3 separate regions of the Homo sapiens genome follow, and regions 1 and 2 are each linked to region 3. A link is a contact called in ENCODE Hi-C or POLR2A ChIA-PET data. All regions are on one chromosome and are shown on one strand. Each heading gives the region's core, a stretch centred on a gene start or an enhancer-like site at or near the end of the contact. The rest is flanking DNA. Distances are from core to core; before and after follow the strand shown. Region 1 overlaps JARID2 (jumonji and AT-rich interaction domain containing 2). Region 2 has its middle 470 kb from the start of JARID2-DT. Region 3 has its middle 180 kb from the start of JARID2-DT.

The links. Hi-C counts contacts between places; a loop is a spot of excess contacts on that map. ChIA-PET counts read pairs that join two places held with the same protein, here RNA polymerase II (POLR2A). Pooled maps may share reads with other maps.
Region 1: a map of gastrocnemius medialis shows a loop between it and region 3 (2.6-fold over the local background). The contact joins two enhancer-like sites. A Hi-C loop is called at or near these places in 2 of 168 maps with a recorded cell type or tissue (gastrocnemius medialis and left cardiac atrium), 1 of 37 single-sample maps with no recorded cell type and 2 of 50 pooled maps. POLR2A ChIA-PET finds 5 or more read pairs at or near these places in 1 of 52 experiments (H1).
Region 2: a map of PC-9 shows a loop between it and region 3 (12-fold over the local background). The contact joins two enhancer-like sites. A Hi-C loop is called at or near these places in 1 of 168 maps with a recorded cell type or tissue (PC-9) and 1 of 50 pooled maps. POLR2A ChIA-PET finds 5 or more read pairs at or near these places in 3 of 52 experiments (GM12878, H1 and WTC11).

What each region holds. Positions count from the first base shown.
Region 1 is chr6:15,493,843-15,497,826 of GRCh38, forward strand. It overlaps JARID2 (jumonji and AT-rich interaction domain containing 2), which reads left to right. Exons shown (of 18, transcript NM_004973.4): 7 at 2,290-3,328. Among named protein-coding and RNA genes, the nearest start is that of DTNBP1-AS1, 50 kb to the right of the region's middle. Within about 2 kb of position 1,634, at least 3 of the 41 ENCODE cell types and tissues checked have a DNase peak (open chromatin) inside an H3K27ac peak, as active enhancers do; they include gastrocnemius medialis, where a contact is called at or near this core.
Region 2 is chr6:14,775,845-14,780,408 of GRCh38, forward strand. No RefSeq gene overlaps it. Among named protein-coding and RNA genes, the nearest start is that of JARID2-DT, 470 kb to the right of the region's middle. Within about 2 kb of position 1,792, at least 2 of the 41 ENCODE cell types and tissues checked have a DNase peak (open chromatin) inside an H3K27ac peak, as active enhancers do.
Region 3 is chr6:15,061,486-15,065,410 of GRCh38, forward strand. No RefSeq gene overlaps it. Among named protein-coding and RNA genes, the nearest start is that of JARID2-DT, 180 kb to the right of the region's middle. Within about 2 kb of position 2,120, at least 6 of the 41 ENCODE cell types and tissues checked have a DNase peak (open chromatin) inside an H3K27ac peak, as active enhancers do; they include gastrocnemius medialis, where a contact is called at or near this core.

The DNA.
Region 1 (3,984 bases), core at 384-2,883, 430 kb after region 3:
ACTTACCACGGAATATTTCTGTTTGTCCTTACCCCTGGTTTTATAAATCTGTTTTAAATTTATCATTGCCAGGTGCTTTTTTTCCTCTCCAAAAGGGTTTCGCATTATTTATTCCAGACCGTCTGTCAGTCCCACTTTTTTTATGGGTGACTCATGGTTTAAGAGCCAGAGTGTGATTCCTGGGTCTTCGCTTCTGCCTCTTCATGGGGCCTGAGATCTGGCTCTAGGAATGAGGCCTCCATGGGCCTGGCTCCTAAGAGATGATGTCCTACCAAGAATTTGTGGCTTTGATTGGACTGCACTTAATTGGTGGCATATAGAGAAATACAGGTCTCAGTGGCTTCTTTCCTTTTTGATTTTTATAAACTTCACTGATACTTCATTCAGTGGTTCCAAGCGCGGTCCCCAGGTCAGCACACAGCATCACCTGGGACTTGGTTAGAAATGCACATTCTCAGTCCCATCCCAGACCCTCTGACTTGGACACTCTGCCGGTAGGGCCCAGTGATGTGTTTACATCAGCCCTCTAGGGGATGCTGAGAGCCACTGGTTTGGATGTTTTTGGCAAGTCTTTTTTTTTTTTTTTTTTTTGAGACAAGAGTCTCGCCCAGGCTGGAGTGCAGTGGCATGATCTCGGTTCACTGCAAACTCCACCTCCTGGGTTCACGCCGTTCTTCTGCCTCAGCCTCCCAAGTAGCTGGGACTACAGGCGCACACCGCCACACCCAGCTAATTTTTTGTATTTTTAGTAGAGACGGGGTTTCACCGTGTTAGCCAGTATGGTGTCAATCTCCTGACCTTGTGATCCACCCGCCTCGGCCTCCCAAAGTGCTGGGATTACAGGCGCCTTTGGGAAGTTTCATTCCATGCCCCACCCCCACTTAAGGGGGGTCCTGGGCCAGGCCTAGGTTTAGTACAAAGGTCACTAAGACTCATTACCCGCCATCTGGGGACCTTCGTCCCCATGTGACAGCAGCCTGCACAGCCTTGTGGTGGCACTGGTGTTTCAGTACCCTCTGGGCCATCACTGCATGTGGCCAGCTCTCCTGACCAGGAAGTGCAGGCTCCCCCGACCCTGGCACCTTCCTCTCGGGCTGTTGGGGAGAAGAGGGGGCTAGTATTCTGTGTTTCTCAGTAATTTTGTGATTTTTAGGCTTCTTCCTTTGGAGATGGTGGTGGTTATAAAACCCTGAAGTCCCTGACTTTAACCTCATATCATAGACGAAAAGTAATGCCCAAGGTGTTAAGTGATGGGGCAGTGGCCACATTGTGACGCAGAGAAGACATCTTCTCGAAACCAGCATGTCTGGCAGCAGCCCATTGGGGTCCCTTCATTATTCTTGTTTGAAGCTTGTGCATTTCTAGTGTCTGCCATTGTCGCTCCCCATTTTCGCTGACGTTTGTGTGTCCCAAGATTACCACGGCGTCCAAGCTGTAAGACTGTCTCTGTTTGCCCAGGTCCCATAGAACCTGATGGGAAAGTTTGTCCAGGGTGGAAGATACATGGGACAGTTTGTAAACGGTGGGAAAATATAGGAAGCGCGTGTGCAGACGAGGGTTGGCATGTGTTGCTTCAACAGTGAGGTCGGGGCATCCCTCTTCCATCCAGCCTGGCCCTGTCCAGGGCTCGTCTCCACAAGGAAAGCAGACAGCAGCTGCTGACAGTTTGCAGCCACACCTCTGGGCCTGGCCTGCCACCCGGAGCCAAACCACATGAGCACTGCTGTTCTTTTGCTTCCATAGTATTTTTGTTTTCCTTCTTTTTTTAGCCATAGATTTCTAAATCCTGTGGGCAGGTCATGCTGCTATGTGGAGCACAGAAATAGCAGACATGACTTTTCTTGGAACAGGGATATGTGTGTGTGTCTGTCTCCACTTCCCCCAAGGAAGCAGGATCTTGCTGTCATCAACTCTGAGAAGCTCAGGACAGGTGATTGCATGGCACGTGGGGAGGTCTTCATTGTGAAACACCAAATTTCCTGGAAGAGCAATGGGAACGTGAAAATGCACCCAGGAAACCCCGCTAGGAAGCGCCTGGGGCAGTTTGCATACTTCTGTGACGAAGGATAGGTATATAGTGGATTCTGAAAGTGGACATCGCTGCTTAATTCTTGGATGTGTATTTTGCTTCTCTTTGCTGGTATTTCCACATCTCTTCTTATCACACTACAGGCTGCTGGCTCTGTTCATCCCCAGCATCCAGGGTCCTTTCTCACGGGTGGGCCGGTCATTTTAGTGGCAGGTACTAATTCTGCGTTTTTTTCCACCTCTGCTTCTGCTGCTCCACAGGTTTCTAAGGTAAACGGAGTCACTCGAATGTCATCTCTGGGTGCAGGTGTAACCAGTGCCAAAAAGATGCGCGAGGTCAGACCTTCACCATCCAAAACTGTGAAGTACACTGCCACGGTGACGAAGGGGGCTGTCACATACACCAAAGCCAAGAGAGAACTGGTCAAGGACACCAAACCCAATCACCACAAGCCCAGTTCCGCTGTCAACCACACAATCTCAGGGAAAACTGAAAGTAGCAATGCAAAAACCCGCAAACAGGTGCTATCCCTCGGGGGGGCGTCCAAGTCCACTGGGCCCGCCGTCAATGGCCTCAAGGTCAGTGGCAGGTTGAACCCAAAGTCATGCACTAAGGAGGTGGGGGGGCGGCAGCTGCGGGAGGGCCTGCAGCTGCGGGAGGGGCTGCGGAACTCCAAGAGGAGACTGGAAGAGGCACACCAGGCGGAGAAGCCGCAGTCGCCCCCCAAGAAGATGAAAGGGGCGGCTGGCCCCGCCGAAGGCCCTGGCAAGAAGGCCCCGGCCGAGAGAGGTCTGCTGAACGGACACGTGAAGAAGGAAGTGCCGGAGCGCAGTCTGGAGAGGAATCGGCCGAAGCGGGCCACGGCCGGGAAGAGCACGCCAGGCAGACAAGCACATGGCAAGGCGGACAGCGCCTCCTGTGAAAATCGTTCTACCTCGCAACCGGAGTCCGTGCACAAGCCGCAGGACTCGGGCAAGGCCGAGAAGGGCGGCGGCAAGGCCGGGTGGGCGGCCATGGACGAGATCCCCGTCCTCAGGCCCTCCGCCAAGGAGTTCCACGATCCGCTCATCTACATCGAGTCGGTCCGCGCTCAGGTGGAGAAGTTCGGGATGTGCAGGGTGATCCCCCCTCCGGACTGGCGGCCCGAGTGCAAGCTCAACGATGAGATGCGGTTTGTCACGCAGATTCAGCACATCCACAAGCTGGGCCGGCGCTGGGGCCCCAACGTGCAGCGGCTGGCCTGCATCAAGAAGCACCTCAAATCTCAGGGCATCACCATGGACGAGCTCCCGCTCATAGGTAGGTCTGGGCGGGGGGTCAGGGGGTGGTGCCTGCCCTCCTGCCCCCAGATCCCTGCAGTTCCCTCACAGTCTTCACGTTCTCTTCCCTTGCGAAAGCTCCAGTTCCGCTTCCCTGTCTCGGGAGTAGTGGGCTTCTCAGCTCATTCCCCCTGCAGCCCTTCTTCCCAGGTCCTGGGCGTTGGTGGCAGGATAAGAATGGTATTGAGCTGCCGGGCGCGGTGGCTCACGCTTGTAATCCCAGCACTTTGGGAGGCTGAGGCGGGCAGATCATGAGGTCAGGAGATCGAGATCACGGTGAAACCCCGTCTCTACTAAAAATACAAAAAAATTAGCCGGGCGTGGTGGCGGGGGCCTGTAGTCCCAGCTACTTGGAGAGGCTGAGGCAGGAGAATGGCGTGAACCCAGGAGGCGGAGCTTGCAGTGAGCCGAGATCACACCACTGCACTCCAGCCTGGGTGACAGAGTGAGATTCCGTCTCAAAAAAAAAAAAAAAGTATTGAGCTTGGATCTGGGGTGAGCCCCCACTCTGGGTCTGGGCCCCTTGCTTCCCCTGGGCTGTCACCTCCTACCCACAACTGCTGGAGTTAAAGCAGGGGCCGGGGGGCCAGTGGGGAGCGCTGCCCCTCTGGATTCCACACTGGATTATAGAGGCTG
Region 2 (4,564 bases), core at 542-3,041, 290 kb before region 3:
TTTGTATAGATGCCAGAGTCTTTGAATAGATAGGGTGAGTGTGAAGAAGCAAGGACAGTTTATCCTACCAGAATCCCTTTCCTGACCCTTGGATCACAATTGAAACTTGTGATTGTCTTAGTCCATTTTCTGCTGCTATAAAAATATACCACAAACTGCATAATTTACAAAGAAAATAGATTTATTTCTCAGAGTTCTTAAGACTGGTAAGTCCAAGAGCATGGTGCTGACATCTGGTAGGGATCATTCTATTGTGAAAAGCATCACATGATGAACAAGCATATGAGATGGGAGAGAGGAAATCAGGCCAAGCTCATCCTTTTCTCGGGAGCCACTCCCACAATAACTAACCCAGTCTTATGATACCTGCACCAACCCACTGATGAAGACAGAGCCCTCATGAGCGAATCACCTCTTAGAGACCTCACCTCCCAATAATGTTACATTGACAACTAAATTTCAACAAGAGTTTTGACAGGGACATTCAAACCACAGCAGTGATCCAAACCTTTCTTTCTCCGTGCCAGTCCAAGATCAACCTAAAAAAAGACTACCTGTCCTGTAGATACATTTCGTTGGGTTTAGAGAGCTGGTGGTGGGAGTACAAACCACTGCACAGTCCGAGTTATCAAAATGAGGTTTAGTTGTAGGGGAAGTGGATTGTTGACAGTCTTATCAAATTCCCAGGCATTTGCCTGTAAAATGAGATCACTCTAAACCTGGAGAACATTTCACTTGCAGAAGACATTACTCCCCCATTCATTTGTAACTATTTTGTGTCCTGTGCCTTCTATTGGAACTTTTCTCCCTGCCTTTCCCCTTCCTTCAATCAGTGATTCCCACCTAACCTGCAATATTCAAAACCATTCCTGATTGAGAACCACTGTTAGAAACACAACATCAAACTGTAAAATTTACAGTGACATTCAGCTGGATTTTAAAAACCAACTCCTTCAGGGCCCTTTCTATGTCCCTGTTTTCACAACAGAATTTATCACTTTCTTCCCTAAATCTCTGTGTGGTGTTCCTGGGCAAACACATCCATCATACCCAATTAGGCAAAAACAGACAAGAAAATCCAATTCTCTCCTCTTTCCTTCCTCCTTTATACTGAACTGCGACTAAAAGCAGCACTCACTATTAGTGATACTAATTTGGTACTTAATTATCCTCAGGCTTCTGTCTTCCCCTAAATCTGTTCACCCTTTACCTCTGCACTTTGTCACCAATAACTGACTAGAAGCTCCATATGAAAGACCCGTACCTGGGCCAGGCGCAGCGGCTCACGCCTGTAATCCCAGCACTTTGGGAGGCCGAGGCAGGTGGATCACCTGAGGTCGGGAGTTCGAGACCAGCCTGACCAACATGGAGAAACCCCATCTCTACTAAAAATACAAAATTAGCCGGGCATGGCGGTGCATGCCTGTAATCCCAGCTACTCAGAAGGCTGAGGCAGGGGAATCACTTGAACCTGGAGGCGGAGGTTGCGGTGAGCCGAGATCGTGCCACTGCACTCCAGCCTGGGCAACAAGGGCAAAATTCCGTCTAAAAAAAAAAAAAAAAAAGAAAAAAAGAAAGACTCATACCTGCTCGATTCCTCCTGGTCTCTCCCGACACAGTGGTACAGACTTAATAGCTCTCAGTACCTATTGGGGTGAACTAACTAGCTGACTCCACTTCTGACACTTCCATACAGATCTGGGGAGTGACGGCAAACCTCCACTTCAAACCTGGTTTCTTGAGCAAGCCATTTTATTTATGGACAGGACACCAGGGGCACAGTGAGTGTTTACATGTGTATTTTAAGTCAGCATGACTGTGCGATTCCTGTATCTCCTGGGTGTTGCCTTTTCTCTTTAAAGACGGCATTCCTGCTTCACATTTTACTGTCACGTAAGACATACTCTAGCCTCTATAATGGGTGCCGAGAAGTGGATATTGTAGCCCCAAGGGTTTTTAAGCCCCCTGATGAACACATCATTACGCATTCACAACGGTAAAGTGCATTGTTAGGTTTTCAGCAGCCTGCAAGAGAGACCCTGCTGAGCAGGATGGAGAAAGTTGCGGCAATTAATTGGTAGAGTTGAATTGTTAACATTCTCTCAGTGTTCCCAGCACAGGGCTCTTGACTGGCTTGCTGGAGAAAATAACTGGGGGTGGGAGAGAATGAAGGGTGGAGTAGAGGAGAAACAAACTCTCATTAAAACCCCAATCAAGCCATTTTAGCACTTTTTTTTTTTCCACAAGGCATTTCCTTTGAATCTAGAATGCTATACTTGTTGAACGCTATTATCATAACAAATCGCTGCTCTTTCCTAAAACTTGAAATTATTTGCTTTCCTTGGGAGATTTTTGTGTAGGGTGTGTATTGGGAAGCTCATATGCTGGATTCCCAAGAGGATATATGTTTGCACTACAGTCTCTGACAATATGCAATTCTGTACAGGTACACACATATGTAGGTATATTGTGATACCAAGACAAGTGTGCTATAACAGAACAGGGACTCCTATCATAACATGTTCCAAGTTGTGTCCATTTCTTTCTCCTCTTTGGAGTATTGGGCTGAAAGAGAAATGGGTATTTCTCAAAAATGATCTGGCGAGTGCCCAGAAAACCTTTTCGCATATAAAGGTTGCTGTCATAGTGGACGCTGGTGACAGTGCGTGCACAGGTCTTCTTTCCAGAGCTCCCTTCCACTCCTGCCTTGGTCACAGGGAGCTCCCGGTAGCCATGCCTGTTCAACACGGCCCCATACTCCGAGCCATGTTGACTGGGACCAGAGTGAGCACCAGACGCGTGCCAGACCAGTGAGAATCTCAAATTCCAGACCCCAGGACTTTGGAATAGCAAGAGGTAGACACTAAGGTGTGTGTTTTCTATCAGATAGACTGAGGGGCAGATAAAGTCATCCAGCTAAGAGAAGAAAGGAGAATAATACAAAAACAGATAGAAAAGGGAGATGGAGAGAGAGTGCTGCCTACGTGCCCAATGGAGCATCCTGTCTCTAGGGCTGACCTGTCCAGCTGACGTCCGCATTCATGGATTAAGGACCTTTCCGCTGATGTTCAGGAATGAAAAAGAAAAGCCAGGAAAGAAAATCCCCACTGAGAATCCTAAGAAGTAAATCTTCATCTTGAAGAGAAACATTCCTATGCCTCCTACATTATTTCTACCTCCTCCAGCAGCAAATTTCTAGCAACAAAACGTATCATCAAACACATCTTATTCAGGGACAAGTGTCAGTGTGTTGTTGTCATGATTAAATTTGACTCATAGGTACTCAAAGATTTCATGTGCTATATATTTATCTACTTCTGTTATTGAGAAACTTGGAGGAAAAGACTAACTCTGTGTACAAACTCAATGCATCCCTAAATATCGATATTTTGTAGAGGTGGGGTAATTTTTACGGCATTGAAAGAACTGCCTACCCCCAAACATCCCCTACCCTTCCTAGTCAATGTGTTGCTATTTATAAATTCCATTGTTATAGTCATTCTTCTATATTAATGAGTCCTGTCCTCTGTTTTCAAAAATTTTCTTTTAAGACGTAAATATCATGTAGAAGATTTTACACACTAAACCCGTAACACAATAGCATGAATTCACTCATCAGATTAGTTAGTTGGTATTTTAAAAGCCTGAGGATCAAGGTTAACAGATGGTAATCTTTAATGGGCAAGAAAACAGATTTCTCTCACGTTGGAGAGAATTACTGGGTCTCTGTGTATGTGTGAGGGTCTATTGGTGCCGCATAGTGAACACGACCCTATTCCTCCCTCAAGAAGCTCAAAGTTAAGTGGAACTGGGGCAGCCAGATGTATAATAACTGCAATACCTTGCAGTATCTGCACTAATTGAGCTGTGTACTTGATACAGTAGTAGCATGTGGATGGCACAAGGGGAAGGGTATGGAGTTTCATAGATGAGATGCAGCTTAAGCTGGGCCTTGAGCATGGGGAAAAGTCCATGAAGTGGATGTTCCTTCCAGGCAGAGACACCAGCCTGGGCACACAGGTGGCACGCTAAGGGGAACTGCAATATAGGATTTGATGTGGCTTTCCATCAAACAGAAGGAAGGAGGGCCTGGAAGGATTGAATTAAATTGTTATTGGGACTGGATCATAAAGGCCTTGCTATGGTTTGAATGTTTGTCTTCTCTGAAACTCATATTGAAACTTAATCCTCAATGTAACAGTATTAAGAGGCGGGGACTTTAAGAGATGATTGGATCATGAGACCTCCCAATCTTGGACTTCCCAGACTCTAGGACTGTAAGAAATAAACCTCTTTGCTTTAGAAATTACACAGTCTCAAGCATTCTGTGATAGCAACAGAAAATGAACTAAGACATGCTCTTGACACATATCAAGATATTATATTTTTTAAAAAATACAATCCTTGGAAGCTTTGCTAACTCTAACAGGCTACCTGCTGGCCAAGATCAAATACACAGAGCCAATAGGAACTACCAAGGAGGTTGCTTCTGAATTCTCACAAACAGTGTAAGCAGAGGCCTGCCCAAGGGAAAACCAATATGGCTCTTTCTCTCAGCCTTTCT
Region 3 (3,925 bases), core at 870-3,369:
CCCGGGAGGGAGCCCGGGAAGGGCATTTCAGGCAAAGGACAAAGCAGAACAGAGCTTCCAATGCTGGGCCAGGTTGCTAAATTCAGCAAACAGTGAGCAGTTTCCTTTTTTTTTTTTTTTTTTTTTCTTTTGAGACAGAGTCTCACTCTGTCGCCCAGGCTGGAGTGCAGTGGGCCAATCTTGGCTCACTGCAACCTCCACATCCCGGTTCAAGCAATTCTCGTGCCTCAGCCTCCTGAGTAGCTGGGATTACAGGCATGTGCCACCATGCCTGGCTAATTTTTGTATTTTTAGTAGAGATGGGGTTTCGCCATGTTGGCCAGGCTGGTCTCAAACTCCTGACCTTAGGTGATCTGCCCACATCGGCCTTCCAAATTCGTGGGATTACAGGTGTGAGGCACTGTGCCTGGCTGCCTTTTTTTTTTTTTTTTTTTTTTTGAGACAGGGTGTTATTCTGTTTCCCAGGCTGAGTGAAGTAGTGGCTCACTGTAGCCTCAACTTCCCAGGCTCAAGCGATCCTCCCACCTCGGCCTCCTGAGTAGCTGGGACCACAGGCATGCACCATCATGTCCTGTTATTTTTTGTAGAGATGGGGTCTCACTATGTTGCCCAGTCTGGTCTGAAACTGCTGGACTCAAGATCCTCCCACCTCAGCCTTCCAAATTATTGGGATTACAGACATGAGCCACCATGCCCAGCTTAGGACTCATTTTTATTCCATCAGTCTCTGCCCAAAAACTTTCAGTGATTTTTTGTTGTTTAAGACATGTAACCCAAACCCTTCATTTTATAATCCTGGCAGCCTGTCACCCAGCTCAAATCATGACTTCCCGGCACAAAGCTTGTGCTGCAGTCCATCTGTCTCCCTGATCCGTCCCTTATAGAAAGTGAACACCTGCTCTTGCCACAGCTGTCACATGGAGGGACTCCGCCCAGGCCCCTCAGTCTACAAAATTCCAACCGTTCTTGAGAACTTGCTCATTTGCCACACTTCCCTAAGCTGAACATCTAAAGGTAATTCTTCAGGGTCAAAAACTGGGCCTTCCCATATTAAGAGGCATCCCAAGAATGATGACATCACATGTCCTTCTAAGGAATCGAACACTAGCGATTGTGAACTCCAGCAAGAAGATGTTTTGTCTTTGAGATGAGTAATGAGGAGAAAATGGCGTGACGATGGCATTACACGGATAAGGGTCTATTATTCCTTATCCACAATGCTGAAATTCAAGAAGCTCCCCAAACCACAACTTACTACATAACTCATTGCATGTCAAGGCCTGACCTGGCCTGAACTGACATGAGCCTATTTATAGACATTGTCTCATTCCATGTGCATATCTATCCTTTGGCTTCAGAAATAGTAAGATGCTTGATTGCACAATACTGCAGGAGAGTCCACCAGCAGTGGTAGGTAACACCCTGAGTCCTGAAAGCCATGTGGCTCCAAGGATTTCAGATATGGAACTATGGGCCTGTGGTGACTATGATCCTGGTTTTAATGCTCATGTTCATGTTCATGTTCCCCAGCGCTGCATTTATTCTTAGCTTGAGCTTATTTGTGGGATCAGCCTGATTATGGTCGCTGAAAAATCTTTGTCAGAGGCAGTTGGGATAACCAGCCGTGGGCAAATGAAACAAGAAAAGTCAACCAGAGACCAGAGGCTAGCATGTGGCCTAATTCCTCCCCTGGTCTCAATCTTATCACCATGGCCCATCAGAGGTGCTACCTCCTGGCCCTGCCTCACACACCTCCACCCCCAGACATCTTGGGTCTACAGATACTTTAAGAGCCCTGGAAGCACAATTGAAGCTTGCCGGGTGTGGTGGCTCATGCTTGTAATCCCAGCACTTTGGAAGGCAGAGGTGGGCCAATCATTTGAGCTTAGGAGTTTGAGACCAGCCTGGACAACATGGCGAAACTCCATCACCATGAAAAATACAAAAATTAGCTAGGTACAGTGGCATGAGCCTGTAGTCCCAGCTACTTGGAAGGCTGAGGTTGGAGGATCCATTGAGCCTCAGAGGCAGAGGTTGCAGTGAGTCGAGATGGTGCCATTGCACTCCAGCCTGGGTGGCATGAGTGAAACCCTGTCTCAACACACACACACACGCGCATGCACGCACTTCCCTTTTTTAGAGACAGGATCTCATTCACTCAGTCACCCAGACTGGAATGCAGTGCTGCAATAATAGCTCACTGCAGCCTTGAACTCCTGGGCTCAAGTGACCTCAGCTTCCCAAAGTGCTGGGATTACAGGCATAAGCCACCCCACCCAGCCTACATGTGGGGTTTTGGAAGGCAGATCTGGGCCTGTCCACCAACTCTTCTACCAATAAGATGCACGCCTGGGAACAATCTAACTCATTCTCACTTGCCTCATCATTTAAATGGTTATAATTATAATAATTGCTTCTGACATTACTTTTCAGGGTCAAATAATAGAATCAATATGGTAGTTCCATGTAAGTAGTAAGATGATATACAAATGTCATAGTATTTTTATTATTTTTTATGAGCCCATATAGAGAAGAGATATTATTTTTTAAGGTCAGAATATCACTTATACTGGAATACTTATTTGTTAGGATAATACTTCTCAAATATACTTTCTTTTTTTCTTTCTTTTTTTGGAGAAAGAGTCAGAGTCACCCACCCAGGCTGGAATGCAGTGGCGCAATCCAGGCTCACTGCAACCTTCAGCTCCTGGGTTCAAGTGATTCTCCTGCTTCAGCCTCCTGAGTAGCTGGGATTACAGGCAAGCGCTACCACACCAGGCTAATTATTTTGTATTTTTAGTGGAGACAGAGTCTCACCATGTTGCCCAGGCTGGTCTTGAACTCCTGCACTCAAGCAACCCACCCACCTCTGCCTCCCAAAGTCCTGGGATTACAGGCATGAGCCACTGAGTCCAGCCCTTACTTATTTTTTTTATATTTAAAATAAAAATTTTTTCAATATAGAGACAGGGTCTCCCTATGTTGCCCAGGCTGGTCTCAAACTCCTGGGCTCAAGCAATCCTCCCACCTCAGCCTCCCAAATTGCTTGGATTCCAGGCATGAGCCACCACACGCAGCTGCAAATTTATTATCACGTTATTGTTTCAAAAGATACTCCGCTATTAAAATTGAGCAGTCAGAGTCTTTTTTCACTTTTCAGGAAAAAATAAAATCAATGACAGAATTTTCTAAGATTTGGCTGGGCGCGGTGGCTCACGCCTGTAATCCCAGCACTTTGGGAGGCCGAGGCAGGCGGATCACGAGGTCAGGAGATCGAGACCATCCAGGCTAACACAGTGAAACCCCGTCTCTACTAAAAATACAAAAAATTAGCCGGGTGTGGTGGTGGGCGCCTGTTGTCCCAGCTACTTGGGAGGCTGAGGCAGGAGAATGGCGTGAACCCCGGAGGCGGAGCTTGCTTGCAGTGAGCCAAGATTGCGCCACTGCACTCCAGCCTGGGCAAAAGAGTGAGACTCCGCCTCAAAAAAAAAAAAAAAAGAATTTTCTAAGATTTACCAGCATTTACCAGATTTACCAGAATTTTCTAGATTTACCGTCAGTTAGGTTTTTCTATTGGGGTTGGATTCCACTTGTCTTTTAAGAAACATATAAGTCGGATGAGATTTGATAAAATTATTAAGTACTTGGCCAGGTGTGAGCCCATTCACTATCAACTGTCACGAGAACAGCATGAGGGTGACCTCCCCCATGATCCAATCACCTCCCACCAGGTCCCTTCCTCGACACGTGGGTTTTACAATTCAAGATGAGATTTGGGTGAGGACACAAAGCCAAACCATATCACAAGCATTTGCAATAAAATTCCAACTAAAACAGAGACACTGAAATCTACAGGTAAAGGTCTTTCTTCTGTGAGTGCCAAGAAAGTAGGGTTCTGCAATTCTTGGGTGGATTTAGGAAATGC